Regions from separate parts of the Mus musculus genome. Here region 2 is linked to region 1. The links are chromatin loops, found by intact Hi-C in ENCODE. Cell type or tissue: heart. All regions are shown on one strand. Each heading gives the region's core, and the rest is flanking DNA. Links, peaks and the distances in the headings are about the cores only.

Evidence for each region. A loop is a pair of places that touch in the nucleus more often than their neighbours do. Peaks named below come from ENCODE experiments on the same cell type or tissue, not always from the same donor. Only the 100,000 strongest peaks of a DNase experiment are listed, where the experiment ranks them.
Region 2: it touches region 1 in a loop (3.0-fold over the local background); 7 of 42 quality-filtered maps call a loop at or near these places.

What each region holds. Positions count from the first base shown.
Region 1 is chr12:8,385,206-8,388,119 of GRCm38, reverse strand. No RefSeq gene overlaps it. Among named protein-coding and RNA genes, the nearest start is that of Gm33134, 23 kb to the right of the region's middle. In heart, for the core only: no CTCF peak of the experiment used is centred there; DNase peaks (open chromatin) are centred at 639 and 1,299; H3K4me3 peaks cover 328 bases; H3K27ac peaks cover 2,129 bases.
Region 2 is chr12:8,438,401-8,441,314 of GRCm38, reverse strand. No RefSeq gene overlaps it. Among named protein-coding and RNA genes, the nearest start is that of Gm51967, 9.1 kb to the left of the region's middle. In heart, for the core only: a CTCF peak has its summit at 1,224 (motif pointing right); DNase peaks (open chromatin) are centred at 1,124 and 2,434; H3K27ac peaks cover 203 bases.

The DNA of each region.
Region 1 (2,914 bases), core at 162-2,661:
TTGCATCTACATCAGCTCTCTACCTCAGCCTCTTTGAACCCTGTGGCCTCTTAAACCCTTTTGTAACACATCATAACACACACACTCCACACACACACACACACACACACACACACACACACACACACACTCACACATGCACACCCTTCGTGTGGTCTGAGAGTTCAAACTGATTAAGACTAGAATAAAAGAATTTTGGATTGCCAACACGCGTACTATTAAGTAAAACCAAGACTACTCAGTAAATTGTAATCAATGAAACAAACATAGCTTATGCATTTGTTATTCTTCAATAAATTCTGACATGGTGGAAAGACACAAACAAATCCATCTATGTTTCTGACATAGCACATTCATGACCTAATGGCTTCCCTTGACTATTACTTGATGCCCTACCCACTCTGAGAGGTAAGACATGATTCAACTATATAGAAGAACCTCACTTCTGTGGGCTACAAGGCAAAGCCCCATAACCCATTGCTTGGGATCCAAGGTCTAGACTTTCCACACCTACAGCCAAAGCTCTCTGGGCTGAGATCTCATGGTTAGGATCACTCACCATGGTTACTAATAAATACACACACACACACACACACACACACACACACACACACACTTCCTATGAATTATAATGTGTGGACCCTAGCCAAGGCAGCTAGGGCACAATCCTTGACACTCAGACAACTAGGGCAGTATCCCCACTCACTACCTGTGTCCTGAGGAAAAACATCTCCAGGAAGTGAAGGAGTTCTAAGAGCCTCAGCACAGCTGCGGGGAGTGAAATGGAGAGGTGGCTGTGGTTTACTGAGGGCAGGCTATAAGCCACATTCCCAGCCTATACAATCTTGTCTAGGCTTCTCACCGTCCTCTGAGCAATGGGGTTCTCATCATTCCACAGGAGTGAAAATTGAGGCTTGGGGGCGGGGAAGTAAGTTCTCATGGCCACAGGTGGGCCCTGCTCAACGCTGACCAGTGGGGCGAACACTCAGAGACAATAGCAATGTCCAACTTGAAGAATTCACGTTTAGTGCTCCAGTCATATGGACAATTGGGCCCTCTTCCCTCACACGATGTCCAGACAAAGCCATGCTGGAGGCCACCCCAACTCTTGGTCTCCTGCCACTCATAGGGACATTCCTAATTGCCCTGGGATGGGGTGGGGGTTGGGGTGTTGATGGCAGCTTCACTTGAGTCCAGGAAATTCCACAGGACACAGCTGAAGCCTGGAGGCCACCAGATATAGGCTGTGTCAGAACAAAGGGGACTTTCCCCTGCGTTCGCAAGCCCAAGGGTCTTTCCCTCCTGGTACACAAGCAGCCCAGTGAGGTTCCTGGAGGTGGTGGGTGGACACCGGACACTGGGCAGCTCCAGAGATCTCTCTCAAGGCCAGGATCAACCTCGGAGCTGATTGTGGGAGGAGAGTTTCCCTGTGGCTGAAGAGGCAGGTCTTCCCCAGCCTCTGAGGATGAGGTCATTCTGTTTCAGGCTGGACTAAAAGAAAGATCCTCAGGCATAACAGAGTCGAGCCAGGAGAGAGCCTGCATGACTCATCCAGAGGCCAAGCACTGGGGGCTTCCGGCCCTCAGAAGATGCAGACATAGAGGCTATTGTTCCCTCTGGAAGCCCCCATGGCACAGCAAGCTCAATGGGGCCATTTGTATTTTCTCCCTAGTTCTCCATCAGACAGAGTGAGTCCTCTAGGCTGCCTGGGCCCAGGGGGAAGACTCAACATTCACCATTCTGGGGATACACCCCTCCCCAAATGGAAAATCAAGGCCTGGCTCAAGAGGCAGAAGGCTGGTTCTTAACCATGTTAAGACTCCAAGACTCAGGGACTGGGGAGAAGGCTTAGGATGTAAAGAATTTGCTGAGCAAGCATGAGGGCCTGAGATTGGATCCCCAGCACCCCTGTAAAAACTGGGTGTGGTGCCATGCCTCAGTAGTCCAACGCTGGGACTGGGTGGGAAAACAGGAGGACCCTGGAGGCTCCCTGCCTAGCCGGTCCAGCCAAAATGGACTTTGTTTCAAATTACTATGTAGAGAACACTAAAGGAAGCATCCAGTGTCAACCTCTGGCCTCCACAGGTTCATAATGCTCGCTCACGAGTGCAAAAGCATGAGCTTGCATGCACGCACGCACGCACGCGCGCACGCACACACACACACACACACACACACACACACACACACACACACAAATCTCTAAAACTCATTCATTCAATTGTCTTCTTCTTTCCAATGGCAATAATAATTTTAAAAGACAAAGCTCTTATGAGGATGATCAATCTGTGCCGGCAAGGCACAGACAGTGACCAGCTCAGGCTTTGAAGCCACGACGACTCTATACTTAGTCCTCGCTTCCCAATCTTCAGGCCACTGGAGGAAGCAGCCCACCCACTTCTCTCCTAACGTACAGGGTGTGACCAGGACTGAGGCACTCTGAACTCACTTATCACCGTCTACCCCAGAATTGGGCTCCTCCTGGAGGACACAGTACCAAGGGGACCCAGCTTAGGGTAGGAAGCACAGAGGCCAATGGTCATAGCTAAGCACAGATGTGGGCATTAGGCAAGGTGACTGAGGGGCTGCCCCAGCTTTCAGATACATTAGAGGCTTGTCGTGGGGGAGGAGGGAGAAGAAAAGACACATCTTAAAGAGATGAAAGGAGGGGTGGGGAGACAGTTCAGTGGGTAAACTGATTTTCTGAGTAAGTATGAGGAACTGAGTTAAAATTCCCAGAGTCTACAGAAAGTGAATGGTATGATGCTGTGTGCTTCTGTAGCCCCAGGGTGAGGCTGGGAAACACCAGAATTTCAGGGGCTTGCTGACCACGAACCTAGCTCCAGCCTTAGTGAGAGACTCTGTCTCAAGGAAATTCAGTGGATGCGATAGAGTAGAACACAGTATGTCTTCC
Region 2 (2,914 bases), core at 116-2,615, 53 kb before region 1:
ACCACGAGCTTTGCCACTATCTATCTCCTTCCGTAGCCTTCTGGAAAGGCCCTGAAGATTTCTCTTTCCTCCAAGGTCCTGAGTGCAGAACTGTTAGAAAGCAGGGAAAACACGGCAGAAGTACCAGCTCTGCTGAGATGGCTCAACACTGGACGGGGAAAGCTTTGCTCCCTGCATCCCTCCGCAGAACAGCCCAGAGTGGCCTGGGGCTAGGATTTGGATTGCAACCCTGGCCTCACCTGGGGACAATTTGGCCTGAGCAGCTTGAGCTAAGACTTCCAAGGTCACATCGAAGCCTGAATCCACAGGACTAGTAATCCTACTCTGGCAATGTTCCTGAGGTAAAGGCGAGGCAGGAAGCACTCACAGCCCTTCCCTGAGGCTGCTAGAACCTCCATGGTCTTGTTTCTTCCACTCTGACTCCAAGAAACACCCAGGTTTGATGGTGGTCTCTCAAATTATGTCCCAACAAATAAGGCATTGTTATATCAGGGGTTCTGCAGTCAATGAGTGAGAAACATGCCCCTAAGGAGCCTCACCCCATGTCAGCATTGGCTGGGAGAAGCTCCATTCTAAAGGCCCAGGTTTAGTTTCGCTTCACCCAGTATCGCCCATATTTGCTCACCCATAGAATGTCCTGGAAAGTTTTCTGTAGAGTAGAGGGCATGTGCAGAAAACCTGGCCTCTTCTGTTCTGCTCCCTCCAGACTGCAGCCAAGGTCTGAGGCAAACCACTGTGGTCACCGAGGGCCCCATACCTTCCTGCTACCTCTGCCTCCCACAGTGTGGTTTGCAAAGCTCCAAGCAGACAGCAGGCTCTGAATTAGCCTATTCACTGGGCAGCTTCTGCTGGCCTTTCTGTCTGAACCCCAGAAACAGAGAAAGAGGCAGCTGTGCTTGGGAGGAGCAGTGGCCTGGTGGAGGCCTGAGAGAGGGGGTCCCATCTGCCAACAGAATCAGGAGTGTGAGAAGGGACACTAGGAACCAGGTGTCTGAGAAGGCTTCTTGGAGGAGGTGGCTGAGGAGCTAGGCCTTGAGGACTTGATGGAATCGGATGGGGTCAGGGCTGGCTGCAGATAGCCTGGTCTGGTAGCCTGAGGACCATGTATGTATGTATGGGGAAAGGTAGAGAGGGCACTTAGTCTTTTCTGTGATGCAGACTCTAAGCCCGTAACTGCATAACGATGTAGTCCACTGGGGAGAGCAAATGCCTTCTAGGTAGACAGCCAGGCCTCCAGGGGGCAAGGAGGATGACACACATCCTGTCTGCTCTCAGACTCTCTGGGGTCATCTCTTTGGATCTTACACATCCCAAATAGCTCACTGTAGTATTCCTAACAGCCATGTGGCCTTTCATACTTGAAGAGGGTCTTTTGTGTGCCCTCCTTACACACCAGGGACAGCTTAACCCCTGCACACTGGAGCCTGTCCTTGACTGACATAGCTCTGGTGAAAACAAAAGGTGACATATGAGTATAGAAACTTTTCATTCTCCACTTCCTCCCCTTTTTCAATCAACAAACACTTACCAAGGGCTTGTCTGTTCCCGGCGCTATGCTAGATTCTGGGAACCCAGAATGCCTTATCTCACAGAGAACATTACAAGTGTGAGTCTCAGCAAGGCATCAGTCTTGCCATCTGCCCAATGAAGACTCCAGATGTCATGAATAAGATGCCCGTGAGGAGGAGGTTGCTGGATCATGGGGTGAAACCTTGTGTTTTCCAGTGTTCTCACTGAGGAGTGGCAAAGCACCATGGAGTCCCTGGGACAGTCCCCCTGTTGGGGTACCTCTTGGGGGCGAGAATGCACACACAGGTGTAAAAGGCTGCCAGTCAGAGGAAGAGCTGTCCACAGGCACCGTGGTACTAACCACTAGATTCTGCAGCTGCCCCAGAAAACTGCAGGGCACAGTGGAACTGAACAGGATCCAGATCATAAAGTATTGATTCAGCCATGTGGAGGGTCTGAACTGTACTGGAGTGCTCTTAGAGGAAAGGGACATAATTCAGTTTGTGTCACTAGGACACACTCTGGTGTTTTTTTTGGGGGGGGGTGGGGGGGGCGGGACCTTGTGTAGCCCAGGATGGCTCCAAACTTTTTTGTTTGTTTGTTTTTGTTTTTTTCCAAGACAGGTTTCTCTGTGTAACCATTGCTGCCCTTGAACTTGCTCTGTAGACCAGGCTGGCCTTGAACTCACAGAGGTCCTCCTGCTTCTCACTCCCAGGTGCCAGGATTAAAGGTGTACACAACACCATGGCACAGAGCCTTCAAACTTAACATGCAGCCAGGGTGCTTTGAGCTTCTGATTCTCCTGCTTCCACAACTCGGGTGTTTGGATTACAGGCATGTACTGCCATGCTCGGTTTTATGTGGTGCTGGGGAGTAAACCCAGAGCTTCGTGAGCCATCCATGCAAACTGTCTACCTTCTGATCCATGCCCCTGTAGCTAGAGTATGGAGGACAGCCAGGCAGGCATAGGCAGAATAGCAAGGATTCCTGGCTGGGGCCCAGCACAGCCGGGGACCATTTGCCTTCATGAGATGGGGACAGTCACTGATGTGGATCAAGGCTGTGGGTTATCTCCAGAACAAGTTCTCAACAGAGTCTTATGTGCTGGGTGAGGGGCCTGCATGGAGATCTCTGCCATCCTGCTCCTGTGTTATGTTGCTTTATGTTCTGGAAACAGAGAGAGAGAGAGAGAGAGAGAGAGAGAGAGAGAGAGAGAGAGAGAGAGAGAGAGGTATGTCCAGGGCATGTCCCAGGATACATGCCAGTTGAAGAGAGTTATTTGTTCCTTTTATTTCTGAGTCGTGGGGACAAGGAGGGATGGATGGCCTCTTTCCTGAAGGACCGGGATGTGCTCCAGGGAATCCCAGCCTTTGGAGTCACCTCTGTACCTCCCAGGTCCTGCCTA